Linked DNA regions of Homo sapiens: region 1 is linked to region 2. A link is a loop called in an ENCODE intact Hi-C map of the cell type or tissue named here. Cell type or tissue: MCF 10A. All regions are shown on one strand. Links, peaks and the distances in the headings refer to the core of each region. The heading gives the core; the rest is flanking DNA.

Region 1 (12,717 bases), core at 3,255-11,254, 390 kb after region 2:
TCACACACACACACACACACACACACATATGCCCTGCCAAGAGGTATAGTTTTAAAATAAAAATTAACAGAAGAAATAAAATTACATACTAAAAATGTATGATTCAGGAAAGGGGTAAAGAGGAACAAAAGATAGATGGGATGAAAGGAACAGAAATACAATATCTATCTGGCATGCTTAAATTCAACTATATCAATAGTCACATTAATGTAAACAGACTAAACTTTTCAATTAAAAGACAAAGGGTATCACGCAAGATTTTTTTTCTTTTTTAAATTATACTTTAAGTTCTAGGTACATGTGCACAACGTGCAGGTTTGTTACATAGGTATACATGTGCCATGTTGGTTTGCTGCACCCATCAACTCGTCATTTACATTAGGTATTTCTCCTAATGCTATCCCTCCCCCAGCAAGATTTTTAAAAAAAGATGACACAACTATATACTTTGCTATGAAACTCACTATAAAGCATAGTGTTTGTATGAGAAAGGTGGCAAAGCTATATTAATATCAGACCAGACAGACTTCTTGAAAAGGAGTATTATTAGACATAAAAAGGAACTTTTCATCATGATGAAAGGACACATGTCAAAAATGGGAAATTCTGTCATATTTGAAAATTAAGGAAAACACTTCTGATTTCCCCACAGGGCAAAGATGAAACCACAAGAGAAAGCAGAAAGCAGAAAGAAGGACAACTGCTATAGACTGGATGTTGGTGTGCCTTCAAAATTATGTTGAAGCCTCATCACCAGTGTGATGACATTTGGATGTGGGGCCTTTGGGAGGTGAATGGTGATGAGAGTAAAGCCCGTATGAATGAACGAATCCTGTTCCATGCATGAGATTTATGACCTTATAAAAGAGTTCCTAGAGAGCATCCTCATTTCTTCCACCATGTGAAGTTACAATGAAGACAGCTGTCTATGAACCAGGAAACAGATCCTCACCAGACACCAGATCTGTAGGCACCTTGATCTTGACTCCCCAGCTTCCACAACGGTGAGAATTTCTATTGTTTATAAGCCAGCCAGTTGATGGCATTTTAATATAGCAGCTTGAATAGAACAAGACAACAACCTAGCACAAAAGTTTTTAGGATGCTACTAAAGCACGACTTATGGAAGTTTAGTGCTCTAAATGCATATATTAGTAAAGAAGAAAGATGTGAAATCAATGATCAGACTCAAGGAGCTAATAGTATGATCATCTCAATAAATGCAGACAAAGGGTATGACGAAATTCAGTGTCCATCCATGATACAAATTATCAGCAAAATAGAAACGAAAGGGAACTTCTTCAGCCTGAGGAAGGCTATCTATATTTAAAACTCTCAGAGCTAACATCATACTTACAGGTGGAACATGGAACATTTTTTATCTAAGATCAGGAACAAGGCTATGACGTCTATTCTGACAGCATCTGTTGAACATTTTATTAGAAGTCCCAGATTGTTCAATAAGGCAGGGGGGAAGAAAGCAAAAAGGTATGAAAGGGAGCTGTAAAGGTGCATTTGCAGATGACATGATTGTACACCCAGAAAACGATAAAGTCTATTTAAAAACTACTAGAACTAGTAAGTAAATCTAATAAATTTGCACATACAGTCAATAGTAAAAGGCAATATATTTCTATATACCAGTGATAAAGAACGGAGAAAAAATAAAAGTAAAAAAATCCATTATAACGGCATCAAAAGCCATATTACATACTCAGAAATAAATCTAACTGAAGATGTGTAAGACCTCTATAATAAAAACTATAAAACATTGCTGGGAGAAATGAAAGAAGGCCTAAAAAAAGGAGAACTGGCCTGACCCATATGGTAGTTCTATCTGTGGTTTTCTGAGGAACCCCCATGCTGTTCTCCATCATAGCTGTACTAGTTCACATTCCCACCTACAGTATAAAAGAGTTCCTTTTTTTCTCCACATATCCTCACCCTCATTTGTTATTTTTTTTTTTTTCATATATTGGTTGCTCATTTATAAGAGAGAACACGGTATTTTAAAGATACTGGTTCATTTTTTTTTCAATTGACAGATATCGTACAGAATTTTATACATTGAATGCAATCTTAATCAAAATTCTAGCAGGCTTTTAAAATGAAACCTGCAAGCCAATTCTAAAATTTACAAAGAAAATTATTTAGAATAACCAAAATAATCTTAACAAAGAAAAACAGGCTGGATGCGGTGGCTCACGCCTGTAATCCCAGCACTTTGGGAGGCCTAGGCGGGTGGATCATGAGGTCAGGAGATTGAGACCATCCTGGCTAACATGGTGAAACCCCGTCTCTACTAAAAATACAAAAAATTAGCCAGGCGTGATGGTGGGCTCCTGTAGTCCCAGCTACTCGGGAGGCTGAGGCAGGAGAATGGCATGAACCCGGGAGGCGGAGCTTGCAGAGAGCCAAGAAAGGCACCCACTGCACTCCAGCCTGAGCAACAGAGCGAGACTCCATCTCAAACAAAACAAAACAAAACAAAACAGAACAAAACAAGTTGGAGGTATTATGTTACCAAAATTCACAATTTATTATAAATATATACTAATCAAGAGAGTCTGATATTAGAATAAGGACAAACACATCAATGGAACAAAACAGAGTCCAGATAGACTTGTGTGTGTGTGTGTGTGTGTGTGTACATGCACACACGCACGTGCTCAATTCTCAACAAAGGAAAGAAAATTCTTTTCAACATATGGTGCTGGAAAAACTGGATATATGTATGAGGAAGTAAAAAACCCCTCAACCCTTTTCTCTCCATACCAAAAAAAAAAAAAAATTGTGATGGTTCATAGACTTAACTGTAAAACCTAGAACTGTAAAGCTTCTAAAAGAAAAAAAAAAAAGAGAGAAAATTTTTATAGCCTGGAGTAGGTAGGCAAAAATTTCTTGGACAGGACATAAAAAGACTATCCACAAAAGAAAAGAGATTGGTCAATCTGATTTAGCAAATCCTCAAAGGAAGTGATTTCTAGATTTTGTGACATCCTGATGCTCTGGGCATAGTATTCTTCCTAAAATGTAATGGGAGGACTTGGACACATGGCTTCAGTCTTTGTCTCATCAGCATTGAACACAGTTCTGTTTATATATAGTAGCATATGTAAAAGTGGACATTTTTATGATCCACGCCTCATTCTCTATCAAGAGAAATTTTCTGTTCATCCAAAGATACTATTACAAAAATTAATAAATAAGCCACAGAATGGTAGAAAATATTTGTAGAACATATATCTGACATAGTATTTGTATCTAGAGTATATAAAGATCTCCTACATATTAACAATAAAGAAAAGCTAACTTTAAAATAGGCAAAAGATCTGAACAGATGTTTTACAGAAGAAGATATACAAATGGCCAATAAACACATGAAAAACAGCTCAAATATTGTTAAGTCATTAGGGAAATGCAAATTTCAACCAAAATAAGATACTGCTTCACACTCACTACAGTGTGCAAACTAAAGACTTACAATACTAATTGTTGGGGGAAAATATGGCACAAAGGGCGCTGTACAAGTATTTGTCAATTCTCATCAAGTTAACCATATATCTACCATCTTACCCAGAAACTTTACTCCTAGGTTTTTTGTTTTTTGTTTTTTGAGGTGGCATCTTGCTCTATTACCACCCTGGAGCTGGAGTGCAGTGGCACGATCTCCGCTCACTGCAACCTCCGCTTCCGAGTTCAAGCAATTCTCCAGCCTCGCCCTCCTGAGTAGCTGGGATTTACAGGCACGCGCCACTGCGCCTGTCTAATTTTTGAATTTTTAGTAGAGACGGGGTTTCACCATGTTGGCCAGGCTGGTCTTGAACTCCTAACCTCAGGTGATCCACCTGCCTCGGCTGGGATTACAGGCATGAGCCATCATGCCTGGCTCACTCCTAGGTATTTACCAAACGGAAATAAAAGCCTATTTCTCAAAAAAAAAAAAAAAAAAGCCTGTACAAAAATATACATAGCAACCTTATTCATGAGGGCCCCAAACTAGAAACAACCCAAATATCCATCATTAGGAGAACAGAAAAGCAAATTGGGGTATATCTGTTAATGGAATACTATTCGGCAATAGAAAGCATGAGCTACTCATGCATGCCACAACTGTCTAAATCTCAAAAAGTTTTGTTGGCTAAAAATAAGAAAACAATCATTATATGCTTTGTGATTCCATTTATAAGAAATACAAGGATAAACCTAGCCTACAAAATAGACATCAGAAAGTGGTTGCCTCTGGGGTGCTTGACTAGAAAGGGACATGAGGAAACTTTCTGGGAGGATGGAAATGTTCGAAAGGTCATACAAATTCACGCAAATGGGTACAGCTGTCAAAACACACAGAAGGGAGGAAGGGAAGTCAGGAGGGAGGGAAGCAGGGAGGGAGGGAGCTGGCAGGCGGGCAGGCAGGCAGGCAGGCAAGACAAAACAAATGCCTTAGAATAACAAAATTTCAGACCTGCAAGAGTCATGCAATCACCTTGTAGTTCCTTCCCCTTTTATAACATCCCTGGCAGTGGGATGGTTAATCTTTCACCAAACACTCCCAGAGACTGGTAACATGGAAACTCATGAGAAAATCAGTTCCATGGCTGAGTTAGAGGGTGACTTTGATAATTATAAAGTCCTTTATTCTGAGCTAAAATTCTGCCTGCTCTCAACTTCTACCTTAGGTATTTCTTTTTCTTTCTTTTTTCCTCTTCTTTTTTTGAGACAGAGTTTCACTCTTGTTGCCCAGGCTGGAGTGCAGTGGCGCGATCTCAGCTCACTGCAACCTCCACCTCCCGGGTTCAAACAAGTCTCCTGCCTCAGCCTCCCAAGTAGCTGAAATTACAGGCACCCCTTAAGTATTTCTAGACCAACACAATATCAGTGTTCTTTCCTTCATAATTTTCCTCATATATCTCCTTGGTCTTCTCCTCTAGGTTAAAGATACTTAGATCCAAACTTTAGCAAACGCTCAAAGGAAGTGATTTCGAGATCTTGTGACATCCTGATGCTCTGGGCATAGTATTCTTCCTAAAAACGTGATGGGAGGACTTGGACACATAGCTTCAGTCTTTGTCTCATCAGCATTGAACACAGCTGAGTTTATATATAGTAGCATATGTAAAAGTGGGCTTTTTTTTCTTTTTGAGAGGGAGTCTTGCGCTCTGTCACTCAGGCTGGAGTGCAGTGGCACGATCTCGGCTCACTGCAAGCTCCGCCTCCCGGGTTCACGCCATTCTCCTGCCTCAGCCTCCCGAGTAATGGGACTACAGGCGCCCGCCACCACACCCGGCTAATTTTTTGTATTTTTAGTAGACACGGGTTTCACCGTGTTAGCCAAGATGGTCTCGATCTCCTGACCTCATGATCCGCCCGCCTTGGCCTTCCAAAGTGCTGGGATTACAGGCGTGAGCCACCACGCCTGGCCAAAAAGTGGGCATTTTTATGATCTGTGCCTCATTCTCTATCAAGACAGTCCACAGTAACAATCATGCTTTGTACTTGGCCTTGTAGTTGACTCTGAGCTTGGTACACTGTTCTCACGCAACCGAATACAATCAGTATTGCGTGATGCATCAACGCCACAATACATAATACAAAATTCAGGGCTAATAGCCTCTGTTACTATAAGAAAATCAAGTGCAAAATATTCCTTGTCTGACAAGAAATACAGTATGTCGGATGTTATATGTTAACTGGGTTTCTAGATAGATTTCTTTGTAAGTTTATAAATATTCATAATATGACTTAGAGGTAAATCAATAAATCTGTAGCAGATTAGATCAATGAAAACCAGTAGTCAACACTTGTAGGGATTAATGTTTTAATCTAGACCGAAAACGAAGTTTTTCATTTTGGTTGGTAAACCTCTCCTCTTTATTAGTTGTTGTTTCTAAACAACTCTATTTTTTTTTTTTTTTTTTGAGACATTACTTCGCTCTTGTTGCCCAGGCTGGAGTGCAGTGGTGTGATCTCGGCTCACTGCAACCTCCGCCTCCCAGGTTCAAGTGATTCTCATGCCTCAGCCTCCTGAGTAGCTGGGATTACAGATGCCTGCCACCACACCAGCTAATTTTTTATATTTTTAGTAGAGACAGGGTTTCATAATGTTGGCCAGGCTGGTCTCGAACTCCTGACCTCAGGTGATCCACTCACCTCTGTCTCCCAAAGTGCTGGGATTACAGGCGTGAGCCACCATGCCCGGCCTAAACAACTCTACTTTTTAAGTTATAAAAATTATTCAATAGCAGTTTATAAATGCGAGGGGAAAAAGTAAACATTATCCAAATACCCCAGTATAACAACAGTGTAATTCCCCCATGTGTTCACTACAATTTGACATAAACATATACATTTTTTCGGGCGTGGTGGCTCACGCCTGTAATCCCAGCACTTTGGGAGGCCGAGGTGGGCGGATCACCTGAGGTCGGGAGTTCAAAACCAGCCTGACCAACATGGAGAAATGCCATCTGTACTAAAAATACAAAATCAGCCGGGTGTGGTGGTGCATGCCTGTAATCCCACCTACTTAGGAGGCTGAGGCAGGAGAATTGCTTGAACCCAGGAGGCGGGGGTTACAGTGAGCCAACACAGTGCCATTGCACTCCAGCCTGGGCAACAAGAGCAAAACTCTGTCTCAAAAAAAAGAAAAAAAAAAAAAAAAACCATACATTTTCATTTAATTGCAATATATAAGCCTCCCCCATCTAATGATATCATTTGTATTTTTTCATGTAGCTACAAAGTCTTCAGTTATAATTTCTCATGGTTACAAAATATTCATTCCATAAAATAACCATTCCTTAAATAATAGCCCATTGTTGGATACTTAGAATGTTTCTATATTTCTAAATAATGAGTCTATAAATTCTTTCCTCCATTATCATTGGTTCTTTTTAATCATTTCCTTAACAAAGTGTGATTATGACTGCCTCATAAACTTTGAAACAGATTGCCAAATTACTTTTTAATAGACTTATACTGCCACTGTTGGTTTGATGGGATTCATTCCACTTGTCAGTTATGACCTCAGAAGATTTCCTAGGCCAGAGAGCCTTGGGGAATTCCCACTCTGCAGACCAGGCACTACCAAGGTGGGAATTTCCCTAACCACAGTCTATTAAGAGCAAATTAAATACAGGTTTCAGAGTATAGGTTGTGAAACAACCAGCTGACTAGTTCAGATTCCTGACTGTAGAGCCTCCAAAGAGAAACTGATACCCTGCTTCCTGGTCAGTACTTGCATTTGGTTTCACGAAGGAGCTTATATTTCAATCACATGTTAATCTGAGATATCGAGTGACATTCCAGCACAGAATGGACAAAATGGAACAACGTAAAGTATACCACAAAATGACAGCATCACAAGGATTAAGAAATATTATATGATGTCAAAATACCCGACTCCAATAATACTTCATCATTTTTCTACTCTCAATTACAGCCTCAATACATTCTATATATAGGGAGAGAGTTTGCTATATATTTTCAGATACATTTGGTGCCTTTTTATACTCATAACGGACTCATAATGGCAGTAGTAAAGTCATTATGTTATTATGCTTTTTGCTTATGTTCTTAATAATATTTGAAGACAAATGTTAAAAAAAATCTATAGTGAAGATAGAGTTTTTCTTGAGGGTATTAGTTTAATTCCCTCCGTTCCCTATAATTGATATCATACTCAAATTTATCAATGGAAACCAAAAATGGGGGGTGGTGGTGACCTCTGATAATACCGTACACTAGGAAAAGATACATTCCAGAGAACAGGGACACAAGGAAAAACCAATCTGTGACTTCTTAAAGGAAAGGTAATGCTTTGCCTATGGCATCCTATGGCAGGGAGCTGCAAGGAACTCCCGCAGATCAAAGTGGAGCCTCTGGGAACCACCCAGGCTTTGGGGACACAGGGAAAGCTCCTTTGCCTGGCAGAAATTCCCCTTGGCCACACTCGCTCACACCTTATACACAGCCAGATGGGCCAGGTTAGGCAAAAAACACAGGCTCCTTTCCGACTTCCTCTTGACCATAAACCATGGTCTCTCATCTAGGCTTAAAAATGTGTAACAGGAGTCTGGACGCAGTGGCTCAGGCCTGTAATCCCAGCACTTTGGGAGGCTGAGGTGGGCGGATCACCTGAGATCAGGAGTTGAAGACCAGCCTGACCAATCTGATGAAACCCCGTCTCTACTAAATATACAAAAATTACCTGGGCGTGGTGGTGGTTGTCTGTAATCCCAGCTACTCAGGAGGCTGAGACAGAAGAATCACTTGAACCTGGGAGGCAGAGGTTGCAGTGAGCTGAGATCGCGCCATTGCACTACGGCCTGGACAGCAAGAGCGAAACTCCGTCTCAAAAAAAAAAAAAGTGTAACACAGGGTCGGTGCGGTGGCTCATGCCTGTAATCCCAGCACTTTGGGAGGCTGTGGCAGGTGGATCACGAGGTCAGGAGTTTGAGACCAGCCTGGCCAACGTAGTGAAACCCTGTCTCTACTAAAAATACAAAAAAAAAAAAAAAATTAGCCAGGCATGGTGGTGGGCACCTGTAGTCCCAGCTACTCGGGAGGCTGAGGCAGGAGAATCACTTGAACCCGGGAGGTGGAGGTTGCAGTGAGCCGAGATCGCGCCATTGCACTCCAGCCTGGGCGACAGAGCGAGACTCCGTCTCAAAAAAAAAAAAAAAAAAAGAAGGGGGAGATATTTTAAATTAAAAGACATTAAAGAGGCAAAACAGTTAAACGCAATCTGTAATCTGATTGCTGGAGCACCCCCTCAAAAAAAAGTGACAAAACTTTATTGGGGCAATGGCAGCAATTTAAATAGAAACTCCATATTAGTCATTATTACCATATCAAAGTTAAGTTTCTTGGATATGCTAATGACACTGCAGTTATATAGGAAAACAACCTACACAGAAGAATATTAGGAGATAGATTAGGAACAGATGCCAAAGTATATAGAAGCATTACGAGACACCCTCACCTTACTTCAAACCATTCACAGGCTGGGCTCGGTGGTTCACAACTTGTAATCTCAGCACTTTGGGTGGTAGAGGCTGGTGGATCACTTGAGGTCAGGAGTTCGAGACCAGCCCGGCCAACATGGTGAAACCCTGTCTACTAAAAACACAAAAATTAGCCAGACATGGTGGTGCATGCCTGTAGTCCCAGTTACTTGGGAGGCTGAGGCAGGAGAATTGCTTGAACCTGGGAAGTGGAGGTTGCAGTGAGCGGAGATCATGCCATTGCACTCCAGCCTGGACATCACAGCAAGACTCCATCTCAAAAGAATTTAAAAATATTAAATAATAATAATTCGCTCTGGGGGGAAAAGGTACATAAATACACACACACACTCATGCAGCAACAAAAAAGCAAAACAAATGTGGCTAAACGTTAACAACTGGTGAATCTAGTAAATGAAGGGTGACCAGATATGCCTGAAGAATATACTGTTAACTTTTCTGTAGCTTTAGAAAAACCTTTAAAATAAAAAGATGAGGGAAAAAAAAAAGCCACAGACTTAGATTGGGTTACAGAAAAAGAGAGAGAGAAAAAAAAAAAGGAAACCATATTGCTATATAGATGGGAAGCATATGGCAGAGTAGGGTAACTAAAGTCCTAGATTTCACACTGGAGAAATAAAAAGGGAGCCTCAGGAGCCAAAATGCACCAGGAAGATCACAGACTGGGAGGAGCTTAGAAAAGCAACCCCTTAAAGTTGTTCATGAAGTCCTGGATTCTCCTTTGAGAAGTGCATACACGGAGCTGACCCCAAATAGTATACGTAGACATTGAGAGCTGAACTACAGGAGAGAAAACCACCCAACTCCCAGTCTGGTCACTGGCTACTGCACCTGTGGGACAGACCCAAACAGTACTGGAAAGACTTTGAAAACTTCTTCAATGGTAGTTGGAACCTGTGGCCTCAACTCAACCAGGGCAATTGCCTGCTAAAATAAAAAATATCAACATCTCTGTAGGATTTAAACCAACAGCCAGAGTCTCATAAAATAATAATCAAAATGTCCAGGATACAACGCAAAATTTTGCAGCATATGAACATCCGGAAAATTTCAAGTTGCATAAGAAACCTGGGAAAAGACAACAAGATGCCATTGCTAAGAAGCATAGTTGTTGGAGTTATCTGACAAAGACTTTAAAGCAGCTATAATAAAAATGCTGGGCCAGGCATTTTTGGGAGCTGAATCGTGATGATTGTTTGAGCCCAGGAGTTCAAGATCAGTCTGGACAACATAGTGAGAACCTGTCTCTACAAAAAATAAAAAATTAGCTGGGCATAGTGGCATGCATCTGTAGTTTCAGCTTCTCAGCAGGCTAAGAAAGGAGAATCACTTGAGCCCAGGAGGTTGAGGCTGCAGTGAGCTGTGACTGCACCACTACACTTCAGCCTGGATGACAGAGTGAGACCCTGTTTCAAAAATACAAAGTAAATAAAAATAAAAATGCTCCAAGAAGTAATGGTGAACACTCTTGAAATATAGTCTCAGCAAAGAAACAAAAAATATAGAGAAGAACCAAATGCAACTTTTGAAACTGAAAAACACAATAACCAAATTTGAAAACTCACTGGATGGGATCAATAGCAGAATGGACATGATACAGGAAAGAGGTGGTGAACTGGAAGATAGTTCCAATAAAAATGAATAGAGCCTCAAGGACCTATGGGATAATGGGAAAAAGTCAAACATTCATGCCACTGGAGTCTCAGAAGAGAGAAAAAAGAGTGTGGGCCAGAAAAAATACGTGAACAAATAATGGTTGAAAGTTTTCTAAATTTGGCAAAGAACATACACCTACATATTTGAGAAGCTCAGCAAACCCCAAACAAGATAAACACAAAGAAGTCCAGGCCACAACACATCATATCCAAATTGCTGAACACTAAAGACAAAGAAAAAAATAATTGAACACAACCAAAGAAAAACAACACATTGCTTTATAGGGGAACAAAAATTTCAAAGACTGGATTTCTCATCAAAAATCAGAGGCCAGAAGGAAGTATAGCACCAGTTTTAAAGTGCTGAAAGAAAAGAGCTATCAACACAAAATTCTATAACCAGCAAAACTATCCTTCAGCACCGAGGTGAAATAAAGATACTCTAGACGAAGAAGTACTAAGAAAATATGTTGTCAACAGATCTACTCTAAGAGAACAGCTAAAGGAAGTTCTTCAGACAGAAGAAAAACGATACCAGTAGGAAACCTGAAACGAAGGATGAACAGCAGAAATGGTAAACATTTGGATAAATATTCTCCAGCTGACTTCTCTGTTTGGTGGATGAAAACCAAACTCATACTGTCTGATCTTCAATGCACGTAAGTATAATACATAAGACAATTATATACCATAGAGCAGGGTAGGCAAATGGGCCTATAGGGTGTAAGGTTGATACACTCCATGTGAAAAGATTAGATACTGATTCTAAGTAGACTGTAAATTTTTAAGTATGTATATTGTCATCCCTAGTTACCACTAAAACAATCTATACAAAAAGCTACAGTAAATAACAAAATAGAAAAATAAAAAAGCGGTACTAAGAAGTTCATATATATGATACAATTTATATGACATTATCCCAAAGACAAAAGTTTAGTGACAGAGGACAGGTCAGTCAGTGGTTGTCAGGAGTTAGGAATGGGTGAGAGTATGGTCGGTTTACAAAAGAAACACAAGGAAGTTTCTGGAGCAATGGAATGGTTCTGGGTCCCATTTGTGTAGTGGCTAAACAAACCTACACATGTGTAAAAATTCACAGAACAACAAACACAGTCAATTTTGTTTTGTGTTAATTTAAGAATTAAAATTTAAAAATATACAAGAGAGATACAGGTAAAGGTAGAATCTAAGAGAACACAGTATGTAAAGAACAAGAGGAGGAAAAACAATAGAAGCAAAGCAAGTGGCAAAAACAAAAACAAAAACAAAACAAAGAAAAAACCCACACTGTTGTCACAGAGGGCAGCGCCGCAAGGAAGGGAGTGTGGAATTTGCCATGTCTACTGGATGGGCTACTGGGCAGTCAGTGTCAACCATGCTAAGCGCGGCTTTGGATGTGGGAGGGATGGGGAGAGAGAGCAAAGTGTCTGAATTGCAGGAATGTATACATGTCAAAGTGTGGGAATGGGAAAACAGCCAAGTCTGGACTAGTGTATTACCAAAAGCTCATATTATTTATTTATTTATTTAAATTCATTTTTTTTTTTGAGACTAAGTCTCACTCTATTGCCCAGGCTGGAGTGCAGTGACACCATCTTGGCTCACTGCAACCTCTGCCTCCCGGGTTCAAGTGATTCTCCCGAGTAGCTGGGATTACAGGCGCCCGCCACCATGCCCAGCTAACTTTTGACAGTTTAGTAGAGATGGGGTTTCACTATGTTGGCCATACTCGTCTTGAACTCCTGACCTCAAGTGATCAGCCTGCCTCAGCCTCCCAAAGTGCTGGGATTACAGGCGTGAGCCACCGCGCCTGGCCGAAAAGCTCATATTATTTAAAACCATAACAACAACTGCCAATATTTAGTAAAAATTGCCAGATGCTAAGCCATTGTTTCTCAATCTAGAGGCACAAACAGTTATAAAGTTTAAAAAAGTTTGGCCAGGCACAGTGGCTCATGCCTGTAATCCCAGCACTTTGGGAGGCCGAGGCAGGTGAATCACGAGGTCAGGAGTTTGAGACCAGCCTGGCCTGGCCTGGC
Region 2 (12,717 bases), core at 2,631-10,630:
TTGGGAGAAGTCCCGCTGCCTCCCCAGTGCACCAACATCAGCAGGATTTAGGGGTTCTGAATAAGGATGCCTCTCAATTCAAACCACTGGGTCAACAGATAATCAGTCTAAGGTAAAACATTGTCGTTGTCACCCATCCCCAGCCCAACTTTCCTTGGTTCTGGGCTGTTCTGAATCCCACAACTGCAGAGCCTGCCTTGGTGGCAGAAGAAGATTTGATTAAACCTGCTCCTTCTGAGGCAGGGTCTTTCACCATTTTTAAGTCATGGACCCCTTTGGCAGCCCAGTAAAGCCCATGGACCTCATTTCAGGATAATGTTTTATTTTTTTTGTTTTGTTTTGTTTGCTCAGGCTGGAGTGCAGTGGCGGGATCTCAGCTCACTGCAAGCTCCGCCTCCCGGGTTCAGGCCATTCTCCTGCCTCAGCCTCCCGAGTAGCTGGGACTACAGGCGCCCGCCACCACCCCCGGCTAATTTTTTGTATTTTTAGTAGAGACAGGGTTTCACCATGTTAGTCAGGATGGTCTCGACCTCCTGACCTCGTGATCCGCCCACTTCGGCCTCCCAAAGTGCTGGGATTACAGGCGTGAGCCACCGCACCCGGCCAGATTAATGTTTTAAATCTGTAAAACAAAATAAGCAGGATTATAAAGGAAACCAATTATACCGTAACAATTATATTACAGCTTTAACATAAATAAATCAAATTGGAAATCTAGTAATAAATGTGCTTCTTTATTAATGCATTAAATAACACGATCTCGTGGCGGAACTAATAACTGGCATAATTTCCAAATAGCGACAGATGCAAATGACATTTTGAGTTACCTCCAACTGCTGTAATGTGATGTAAAAAATACCTGTAAATTTATTGGTGACAAAATCACAAGTACTGTTTGTTGACACTACTGTGATGTGTTGCCTACATTGATTATTCATGGAAATGCTAAATTTCAGTTGAAGATGAGTGAAAAATTAGATGCATATCTTTTTCCTCTCAAAGTTCAGGGACTCCGGGTTAAGAACCCTGAGGTGTAAATGGACACCGACTGCCACTAGGGGGTGCTGGTATTTTAGGAAGAGGCGTTTGCTCCTCCAGAGGAGAGAGGGTGAACTCCTTGAGTCTCTTTGCCCTTTTCTCTGGCGGGCTTCAGAACTCACAGCCCTGGAACATCTCCTCCTGGCCTCCCAGCCACCTCCAAACCCTCACAAGCACATCCTGTTGACAGTGGAGGTGCAACTCTTGGTGTGACCATCTATAACTCATGCAGAGGCCTCCTCAGTGAATCCTCTGACCACCAGCACTCAGAGGGGTGTACGGCCCAGTGGGTACCACTCACAGCACCTGAGCCTAGGTCCTTGCAGTAACCACAGTCCTGACTCTAGGCCATCGGGGCCAGCAAGAACCCACAAGACACTGCAGGCTCTGGTTCTGAGCAGACTCCTCAGGCCCTGCCCGGCTTCCTTCTGTGGTTGGTGGGCAGCCAGGCAGGTCCTGATGAAACCTGAGGAGGGCCACCAGCCTTTCTCCCCTCCATAATTGGGGGCCCAGCAGAATTGGATAATGGTCTGCAAGTTACCTGAATCTTGGGCTGAGACACCGTGGTAGTCAGAGCTGCCGAGCGTTCACAGATGTCTTGCCTGATTCCTCTCAGGATGAGAGTGGAAATAACTTTCTTTCTGGGCAGAGTTTGATGATATTGCTACATCATCCTCTGTAGGCAAAACAGCAAGAGTCTGCTATTCCCACCTTGTGCTTGCACTGGTAGGAGAGCCAGCTTTGAAACCACTCGAGGGGCAGTGTGACAGAGTGACAAAGGAGACTCCAGACAACTTGAATCAGAAAACCCACCCCTGAGGCCGGGCGTGGTGGCTCACACCTGTAATCCCAGCACTTTGGGAGGTCCAGTGGGGTGGATTGCGTGAGGCCAGGAGTTTGAGACCAGCCTGGCCAACATGGTGAAACCCCATCTCTACTAAAAATACAAAAATTTGCCAGGCATGGTGGCGCATGCTTGTAATCTCAGCTACTGGGGAGGCTGAGGCAGGAGAATTGCTTGAACCCAGAAGGTGGAGGTTGCAGTGAGCTCCAGCCTGGGTGACAGAGTGAGACTCCGTCTCAAAAAAAAAAGGAAAGGAAAGGAGGAAGAAAAAAGAAAGAAAGAAAGAAAAGAAAAGAAAGAAAGAAGAAAGAAAGAGAAAGAAAGAATGAAAGAAAGAAAGAATGAAAGAAAGAAAGAAAGAAAGAAAGAAAGAAAGAAAGAAAGAGAAACAAAAGAAAGAAAAGAGAAAGACAGACAGACCCGACCAGGCACAGTGGCTCACACCTGTAATCCTGGCACTTTGGGAGACCTTGATCACGAGGTCAGGAGATTGAGACCATCCCAGCCAACATGTTGAAATCCCATCCCTACTAAAAAAAGTACAAAAATTAACTAGGCGTGGTGGCATGAGCTGGTAGTCCCAGCTACTCGGGAGGCTGAGGCAGGAGAATTGCTTGAACCCAGGAGACGGAGGTTGCAGTGAGCAGAGATCATGCCACTGCACTCCAGCCTGGGTGACAGAGCAAGACTCTGTCTCAAAGAAAAGAAAACCCAACCCTGCCACTTACTTAGGTTCCGTTTAACTTTAGGTGAGTCATTTAGAATCCATGCCTCAGTTTCCTCGTCTCCCAAGTGGAGATAATAGCCCTGACCTTATAGGGTTGTTATTTGGGTTAAATGACATGCTACACAGAAAGCACCTAGAAGAGTACCCGGCCCATAGTAAGTACCAAGTAAGATTTTGCTATTATTAATAATTGGTATGAAATTGATAAAATGAATAAAATTCTTTCTCTCCTTGCCTCCACTTACCCAAACACCAACTCCACTTTCTTTCTCCCATCATGACTCTGTTTGCTCCTACAAATCAGATTCTTTTTCCCTTTTTAAAGAAAGAGTCTGATTTCCCAGCCTTGGCAACATAGCAAGACCTCATTGCTACAAAAAAAAAAAAAAAAAAAGCCAGGTGTGGTGGCACACACATTTAGCCCAGCTACTTGGAAGGCTGAGGTGGGAGGATGGCCTGAGTCCAGGAAGGGGAGGACGCAGAGAGCTGTGATTGAGCCACTGTATTCCAGCCTGAGTGATAGAGTGAAACCCTGTCTCAAAAAACAAGGTTTATTCCTTTTCACCCCAAACTTGTCCCTGTCCCTCCCTCATGACCTTCCTGGGAAGCATAGTAAAACATGCATCAGGGCAAGAGCCTGGAGACCTGGGGTTTAATTCCACTTCTGGGCTTCCCCTCCCTGAGCCTCAGCTAAACATCCAAGGATCCCTTTGTTTTAAAATATAGGTTGTGTTGGCTGGGTGCAGCAGCTCATGCCTGTAATCCCAGCACTTTGGGAGGCTGAGGTGGGTGGATCACCTGAGGTCAGGAGTTTGAGACCAGCTTGGCCAACATGATGAAACCCCGTTTCCACTAAAAATACAAAAAAATTAGCCACGTGTGGTGGTGGGTGCCTGTAACCCCAGCCATTCGGAAGGCTGAGGCAGGAGAATTGCTTGAACCCAGGAGGTGGAGGTTGCAGTGAGCCGAGATCTTGCTATTGCACTCCAGCCTCAGCAATAAGACCAAGACTCTGTCTCAAAAAAAAAAAAAAAAAATGTAGGTTGTCTTATTATTCAGGTAATGCCGAGGACAGCAGATCAGGAGACAACTACCATTGAAAAAAGAGTTTGCTACTCACAGTTCCGGAGTGGAAGGGACATGCCATGCCACACAGGGCCACACGGGGGAGCCCAGGGTTGGGCAAGAGGCAGAAGGAACAAGAGGAAATCAGGGCAGGGGCCTTAACTATGGTTTCGGAGGGAAAGGCAGGCAAGGCAAGGTTTAGGATTGGCAAGTGTGAGTAATTTTGGCGGGCTCCAAGGTATAGGGGATTTCTCTAGTTGTCTGACACTTGGCCCTGGGGTGACTAGGACAAGTCGTGAGAGTTTGGGTGTGGGCTCTGGATTGGTTGGTTTGCATATCAAAGGTGTGCTCACAGCGTAGTCTTTGCCATCTCTAGGGATTAACTAACCCTGGAAGGGACAGTCCCTCCAGGATCAGCAAACCCCAGACCCCAAAGCATCAAGAATACAGAAAACAAGAAGACGTAGTTAATATACCCTTCTACTATGAATGTGGTTTCATCAGCCACTTTATACATGTCCAACAATACATATTGCTGCTATGACATCATGACTTTTTATCTTCACAGGGGATTCTGACATAGGGGTTAAGGATACCGTCTCTGGAGTCAGACTACCTGGATCCAATGGTAACCTCTCTGTGCCTCAATTTGTAGCTCCCTCATTTTATAGCTGTGGGATTTGGGGGCAATTACTTAACCTCTCTGTGCCTCAGTTTCCTCATTTGTAAAATGAGGATGCTAGTTCCTTATTTCTTAGCACGGTGGCCATTAGAAAAACTATACTTGTAAAGAAAGCTCTTAGAACAGGCTGGGCATATAGGGAGCAATCAATACCTGACAACTATTGTGATTTCTTGATCATGTCAAGCTGCCTTCCAGATTAGAGTTTTCACCTCTGCTGTTCCCCGCGCTGGGAAGGCTCTTTCCCACTCTCTTCACCTGGGTAACACCTTCTCTTCCCTCATGTTTCAACTTAAATGTCACTTCCTCAGCGATGCCCCCACGTCCCAGGCCCCTAGCCTACCCAGCCTTTGTTATACTCTGTCACATGGCCCCTGCACTTCCTTGTAATGCTCATCATAGTTGCAATTGCACAGCTGTTTGTGTTACAGTTTATTGAACATCTGCCTGCCTTTCCCTGTAGACCGTAAACCTTAGGAGAGCAGGGACTGTGTCTGTCTGGTTCCTGCTGTGTCCATAGTGCCTGGCATACCAAAGGTGGTCAATAAATGTCTGTGCACTGGATAAACCACATAGGTTTACAGCTGCAGGTGCATGGATGCCTGGGTCAGAGGCCATCTGGACTCTTGTCTAATGGCAGAAATCCAAAGTCACAGGCTTCTGACCCCTTTGTTTGATGATGGGCTTCTGATGAAGGGCTTCTGGGCCCTTCAGCTGCCCTTTTCAGGCCAGGGAGTCTGGGAGGGAATTCTTGAGGATCAAAATCCATGTTGTAGATGACCAGCTGGCCTGGAGACATCAATTGGCAGAAGTGATGGAATGTGTACGGAAAGATGCAGCTGCCCTGCTCAGGAGGGACTTCATCCTTGCTTTGCTAAACCAGCTGAATTCCAGGAATACCAGCGAGGGGATTGGGTCATGTCATACCTGCCTCTCGAGACAAGCAAGCCGAAAGCTGAAGGGGGCAGGGAGGTGCTAGAACTGCAGAGAGAAAGGAAGGGCCAGATGTACGGACCGGAAAAAGCCCTGTAGCAGGTGGAGGTGAATATAATTAATGGAGCCCAGTGAGCAAGTCTGCACATGCCAACGTCAAAACCTCATCCCAAGGAGCCATGGTCTCACTAACCCCATCCCTGAGAGGGCAGAGCAAGAATAGTTTGAGATTGACATGCCAAGCAAATGTATAGCAGGAAATTCTCCTAAGCCAGGGGTTTGGTCAGAGGCCCTGGCCCCTGTGGCTAAAATCAGGATTATGTCTGTACTGATTTACTTCCCAGCTGGGTTTCAGGAAAAGCCTCAAAAAGACCACAGGGTTGTGCCTCAGATTGGCACATGAGGCCAGCTTCCCTTGGGTCTGTGCTTTCTGGACAAAAAGCTAATACGAAGGGAGATACTCAGAGGAAAAGGCCCCATCCCACAGCCTCCCTCTCTCTATAGCCCCCTTTGAGTCTTGGCAAGTGTATTTGTGACAGCTAGAACAAATCAAATGTATTTTACAAGTTTAGCCTCAAGCAGACCAAGTGCCAGCTTTGGTAGACATGTCCAAAGGGATTTTGACCCTGGACTAGTGGTTCTCAATGGAGATGCTATTGTTCATTTAGAGATTTGGGGGGTCGTGGCTTTGGCTGTCATAGTGATTGGCAGTCACTACTACCATTTAGTTGTCAGGGACCAGAGGTACTATATGTCGTCAATGCATGTAAGCAACCATTGTGCACAGGAAAGGGTTGTCAGCCTTCCCCTACAACTTTTAGATACCCCACTGGATATTCATGTAGATAAAATATAATCTGTGCTCAGAGCCTACCTTTATTTTGTTTATGTACACAAAGGTTTGGTTTGGTTAGGTTTTCACAATTTTAACATACACTGCAGTTTCCAGGAAGGCAACTTTACCAAGTGCTGTTGCCTACTTTGGAAAATCACGTTACCTGGGGCAATGCCACTCTAGGTGCTCTAGGTGTTGGAATTACCAGAGCAACACATCTCTATCAGACCTCATTTGTTACTATGGTGTTCTTGGTAATGCTACACCTAGGTGCAAGCAGCTGACTACTTCAATATGTCATCTAACATAGTTGTGCCCAAGCATTTACATATTGGAATGTGTGTTATTTTATTTTATTTATTTATTTTTGAGACGGAGCCTCACTCTATCACCCAGGCTGGAGTGCAGTGGCACAATCTCGGCTCACTGCAACCTCTGCCTCCCTTGTTCAAGTGATTCTCCTGCCTCAGCCTCTTGAGTAGCTAGGACTATAGGTGTGTGCCACCACATCCGGCTAATTTTTTGTATTTTTAGTAGGGACAGGGTTTCACCATGTTGTCCAGGCTGATCTCGAACTCCTGACCTCAAGCAATCCACCTGCCTCGGCCTCCCAAAAATGACGGGATTACAGGTGTGAGCCACTGTGCCCAGCCCATGTTATTTTATTATACTTGGCTTCTTCTTCTTCATATTGTGTTGATATAGTGGAGGAAATTATGGATGTTGGAAGGCAATATGATAAAGGGGTGTGTTATATATTTTATTGTTTTTAATTATTTATTTTTTTGAGATGGAGTCTCGCCCTGTCGTCCAGGCTGGAGTGCAGTGGCGCAATCTTGGCTCACTGCAACCTCTGTCTCCCGGGTTCAGGCGATTCTCCTGCCTCAGCCCCCAAGTAGCTGGGATTACAGGTGCCCGCCACCACGCCTGGCTAATTTTTGTATTTTTAGTAGAGTTGGGGTTTCACCAAGTTGGCCAGGCTGTTCTCAAACTCCTGACCTGAAGTGATCTGCCTGCCTCGGCCTCCCAAAGTGCTGAGATTACAGGCGTGAGCCACCGCGCCCAGCCAAGGGTGTGTTATAGAATATTTGTTACAAAAAAAGAGGATGATGCTGTGGAAAAACTCAGACAGGTGCATCACTGCCTTGGTTGGATGGCAGTACATGAGTCCACATGGAGCTAACGCTTTACCCAAACCATGCCCTTTATTTGTAGACATCCACTATTTTCTCTAAATAGAAGAAAACTTTTTTTAGTGAGTGGAGCTGATTAGAAAAAATTTGTTCCATTATAGTTGATATCGTTATATATAACTCACAGATGGACCCACATCACTAGCAAACTATTTGTATCGTTTCTCCAAGCCCAGCATTTACTGTGCGAGCCACCTGGGGGCCATTTTTGTTGCCCGAGGTGGTGCGCCTGCGCCACCTGGTGGACTACGGGAAAGTAGCAGATCGGTGAGATGGGTTGAGGCACCTTCATTTGCAGATGGGTAGGCAATAATAACATGAATATTATCAGCTAATGCACTTATAGGGTGCCTATAAGTGCATTAACTCCTGCAGAACTCACAAAATCTTTATGACATATAGTCACTGTTATCTCCTTTTTGCCCATGAGGAAACCGAGGCAAGTAGTGAGTAGAGAGGCAGAGCTGGGATTTGAAGCCTAGTGGACTGGCTCCACAGTTGCTGCTTTTAATCACCCTGCTATAAGCTGGGCATGGTGGCACACAGCTGTAGTCCCAGCTACTTTGGAGGCTGAGGTGGGAGGATCACTTGGGCCCTGAGATGGAAGTTGCAGTGAGCTGAGATTGCAGCACTGCACTCCAGCCTGGATAACAGAGTGAGACCCTGTCTCAAAAAATAATAATACAATTAAAAAATTAATCAGTCTGCTATGGACTTGCAAGTAGCTGCTCTCTTGGGAGACACTATTCTGAGAGTCAAAGGCTGTACTGTGAACATAGGGCTGCCTTCAGCCATCTCTTTCAGGGCAGTAGGGTTACAAAGACAGAGAGAAAGGATGGTGTGCTCAGTGGCTCACACCTGTAATTCCAGCACTTTGGGAGGCCAAGGTGGGCGGATCACCTGAGGTCGGGAGTTCGAGACCAACCTGACCAACATGGAGAAACCCTGTCTCTACTAAAAATACAAAATTAGCTGGGCGTGGTGGCGCATGCCTGTAATCCTAGCTACTCGGGAGGCTGAGGCAGATGAATCGCTTGAACCCAGGAGGCAGAGATTTCAGTGAGCCAAGATTGCTCCATTGCACTCCAGCCTGGGCAACAAGAGCGAAACTCCATCTCAAAAAAAAAAAAGAAGAAGAGGAGGACTAGAAAGAGAGTACCTAGTATTAGGACATGGTAAGATCTAGAAGAGTCTTGCCATTGTATGGACCATGGCAATCTTTGTGCCTACTGTGTGAGGAGGGTGTTTCATTCTTTTGGCAATGAAGGGCTCTAGAATGGCTGAATCCCTAATTATGTTGCAAGCTTCGTGAAGGAAAAGTACACATTCCCTGTTCACTTCTGTGTCACCAGTATTTACCCCAGGACCTGACAGGTATTGAATGTTCAATAAGTATTTTTATTTATATAACATCTGTGTTGAGATATTCATATACCATAAAATTCATCCATTTAAAATTTACAATTCAATTGTTTTTAATATATTCACAGAGTTCTGCAACCATCACTGTAATCAATTTTATCACCCCTAAAGGAAACCAGGTTACTATTAGAATTCATTCCCCGTTACCCCCAACTCCTATCTCTAGCCCTGGCAACCACAAATCTACTTTGTGTCTTTATGGATTTGCCTATTTTGGACATTTCATTATAACTGGAACCATACAATTTTTTTTTGTTGTTGTTGTTGTTTGTTTGTATGTTTTTTTGAGATGGAGTCTCGCTGTGTCGCCAGGCTGCAGTGCAATGGCGTGATCTCGGCTCACTGCAACCTCCGCCTCCCAGGTTGAAGAGATTCTCCTGCCCCAGCCTCCTGAGTAGCTGGGACTACAGGCGCGCACCACCGTGCCCAGCTAATCTTTGTATTTTTTAGTAGAGGTGGGGTTTAACCATATTGACCAGGATGGTCTCGATCTCTTGACCTCGTGATCCACCCACCTCGGCCTCCCAAAGTGCTGGGATTACAGGCATGAGCCACTGCACCCGGCCCACAGTCGTATTTTTTGACTGGCTCCTTTCACTTAGCATAATGTTTTCAAGGTTCATCCACTTTGCAGCATGTATCAATTCTTTATTCTTCTTAATGGCTGAATAATATTCCATCGTATGGATATATTGCATTATATTTATCCAATCATTAGTTGATGGACATTTGGGTTGTTTCCAGTTTACGGCTATTGTGAATAATTCTGTTATGAACATTTGTGTATAAGTTTTTGTGTGGACATGTGTTTTCATTTCTTTTGGATGTATTCCTAGCATTGCAGTTGCTGGGTCATATGTAAATATGTAACTTTACATTTAACCTTTGAGGAACTGCCAGAGTATTTCCAATGGCTGCACCAGTCTACATTCTTACCAACGAGGTATAAGGGTTCCAATTTCTCTATATCCTCGCCAACACTTGTTATTATCTGTCTTTTTTATTACAGCCATCCTAATCATTGTGAATTGGTTTTTCATTGTGGCAGGGCTGTTGCTTTTTAATCATAGGCAAATAAACACCCAGCCTATTGAAGCTGGATGGTACCACAACAACCATGTGGTCCAATTTGTTCATTTTATAGGAGAAGCAACGAACGTGTTAAGAGAATAAGAAACTATCTCAAGGTCACACTTAGTAAAGGAGGCAGTAACAGAACCTATAGATTTTTTTTTCTTTTAAGAAAGAAAGGAAATTAAAGCCAGATGGCATAAAAAGAGAGATAGAGAAAGAGAGTCTTCTATAAAACCTAGGAGAAATTTCTTTAACCATAAAACCAGAAGATGCTGGGTGCAGCAGCTCATGCCTGTAATCCCAACATTTTGGTAGGCTGAGGCAGGAGGACCACTTGAGTCCAGGAGTTTGAGACCGCCTGGGCAACAAAGAAAGAATCAAGGCTGGGTGCGGTGGCTCACACCTGTAATCCCAGCACTTTGGGAGGCTGAGGCGGGCGGATCATGAGGTCAGGAGATCGAGACCATCCTGGCTAACACGGTGAAACCCCATCTCTACTAAAAAAAAAAAAAAAAATACAAAAAATTAGCTGGGCATGGTGGCAGGCGCCTGTAGTCCCACCTACTTGGGAGGCTGAGGCCGAAGAATGGCGTGAATCCAGGAAGGGGAGCTTGCAGTGAGCCAAGATAGCGCCACTGCACTCTAGCCTGGGCAACAGAGCGAGACTCCATCAAAAAAGAAAAGAAAGAATCAAAAAGATTTTTTGATTCTACAAAAAAATTGAAAAATTAGCCAGGCATGACAGTGGTCCCAGCTACACAGGAGGCGACGGTTCTCTATTTATTCCTTCAGTCATTTTAATGGTTATTGGGGGAGGTGTGTCAGTGGACCATCTTGGACCAAGGTTTGGATCCCTTGGGCCCAAGAGTTCAAGGCTTCAGTGAACTGCGATCGCACCACTGAGCTCCAGCCTGGGGACAGAGCAAGGCCCTGTCAAAAAAAAAAAAAAAAAAAAAAAAGCACAAGACAGACAATGAATCAATAACTAATAAAGGATAGTCATAAATAGTTAGTCATGGATCCTCTACTACGTCTTAGGTGCAGAACACGGTAAGTGCTTTACATTTGCTTCCCTGTTTAATGCTAGCAACATGCCTATTTTAGAGAGTTGAAGTGTAAATAAAGGATTATGACCCTAGACTCTTATATCTAACTACTGTCTGTGTATAAAGTAACAGACAATCTGAGACATGCGAAGACTCAAAAAATCCACCGTCCATCCACCCTTCCCCCAAGGTTTACTCAAAGTAGCATTTCAGTGGTGTGAGAAATTAATCAAAGTAAGGAACTCAGGAATGAGGAAGTCATTTACGTAAATGAAATGACAATAAACAATGTAGGCAGAAAAACTGAGTTAGAAGGCTGGGTGCAGTGGCTTACACCTGTATTCCCAACACTTTGAGAGGCCAAGATGGAAGGATCACTTGAGGCCAGAAGTTCCAAACCAGCCTGGGCAACTCATTGAGACCTTGTCTCTACAAAATAAAAAGTGTTTTAAAAATTAGCCGGGCGTGGTGGCATGCACCTGTGGTTTCAGCTACTCGGGAGACTGAGATGGGAGGATCTCTTGAGCCTGGGAGGTCAAGGCTGCAGTGAGCCATGATCCCGCCACTGTACTGCACTCCAGCCAGGATGACTGAGCAGGGCCCGGCGCCCCCACCGCCCCCCGCCCCCACACACACCTGCGCCACCACCGCCCCCCACCCCCACACACACCCACTACCAAAAAAAAGAGAAAAACTGAGTTAATTATGAACGTAGTTTGAAATCACAATGCCAATGTCAAAAAATGATTCTTCAAAGAGCAAGCATATGATGTAAAATTTTAATAATGGCCTGAAGCTAGGATCCTAGTTTATGCCGGCAAACCTGTGTCCTCCAGCAGCCTTAAGCTCGGCAGAGATTCCCAGGCGCCGGCCTCGCGGGTGAACTGTCACACGTACCCAGAGCTTGGAGGAGGCGCGCCGGGGGAGTGTTGTGCTGGGGATTCCCAGGCCGGCTCCTGCTTCTCGCCTGATGAATGTGGAGTTCCTTCAGCCATCCCTCGGATCCTCTTAAACTTTTCTAAGTTTCAGGAGTGTGAATGACGCATTCCCCTAGTGTTAAGTGGCGACAGTTCTCCCTCTATTTTATCTCTTCAGTCATTTTAATGGTCATTGGGGGAGGCGTGTCAGCAGACCATCTTGGATGAAGGGCAAAAAGACCAGTTAGCATGGAATTGAGGTTTGTCGCTGGTGATGGCAGTGGGGACATGATCGCACGTCCTTGGGTCAGACTTCTCAGCTCTCTCCTCCCCATTTTTACCCCCAGCACTCGGTCAAACAAACAGACAAACAAAAAGACCCCTGCAACTCCCAGACAAACCAAAGCTAGAGTGTGTAGGTTGGGTGGCTTTCTGTTGGATAGTTGTGTGTCCCAAGTTACACGCATCCTATCTTGGCCCAGCTCCACTGGAGCCCGAGCGGCGGGGCGCAGGGTGCGAGCGGGAGGCTGGTGTTCTGCCCGCGATGGGCAGGGGAGCCGGGTGGCCGCGGGGCGAGGAGCCGCGAGGGCCGGGCCGGCGTGACACCACCTGGCGGAGTCTCGGGGAAGAGTCTTAAAGGCGCGCGCTCCTCCGTGCCCCGCGCACTCGAACGGGAGCCGCGGAGAGCTCGCCTCCCGCTGCCGCCGGCGCCTCGGGGAGGTAAGTGCCACCCGCGGATCCCGAGTCGCGGCCGGGTGGGGGCGGCCCGCGGCTGCCCCGCGCTCGGGAAGCTCTGGCTGGGGCTGCGGTCGGAGGGCGGCGCCCAAGTTTTCTTGAAGGCCTCGGAGGGCAGCTGGAGCGGCGTAGAGCCTGCGCGGGGATGGCGGGGGTGGCCGCGGGCCGGGGCCGTCTGGGGGCGGCCATCCCGGGCGGTGCGTGGA

The links. A loop is a pair of places that touch in the nucleus more often than their neighbours do. Peaks named below come from ENCODE experiments on the same cell type or tissue, not always from the same donor. Only the 100,000 strongest peaks of a DNase experiment are listed, where the experiment ranks them.
Region 1: it touches region 2 in a loop (5-fold over the local background); 2 of 110 quality-filtered maps call a loop at or near these places.

The regions. Positions count from the first base shown.
Region 1 is chr17:9,382,171-9,394,887 of GRCh38, forward strand. The region is part of intron 6 of STX8 (syntaxin 8); the gene reads right to left. Among named protein-coding and RNA genes, the nearest start is that of STX8, 190 kb to the right of the region's middle. In MCF 10A, for the core only: no CTCF peak of the experiment used is centred there; a DNase peak (open chromatin) is centred at 7,121.
Region 2 is chr17:8,990,649-9,003,365 of GRCh38, forward strand. It overlaps a transcript of NTN1 not described here. Among named protein-coding and RNA genes, the nearest start is that of NTN1, 25 kb to the right of the region's middle. RefSeq lists enhancers at 1,145-1,214, 1,325-1,374 and silencers at 12,360-12,469, 12,500-12,549. In MCF 10A, for the core only: CTCF peaks have their summits at 3,786 (motif pointing right) and 7,527 (motif pointing left); DNase peaks (open chromatin) are centred at 3,773 and 7,533.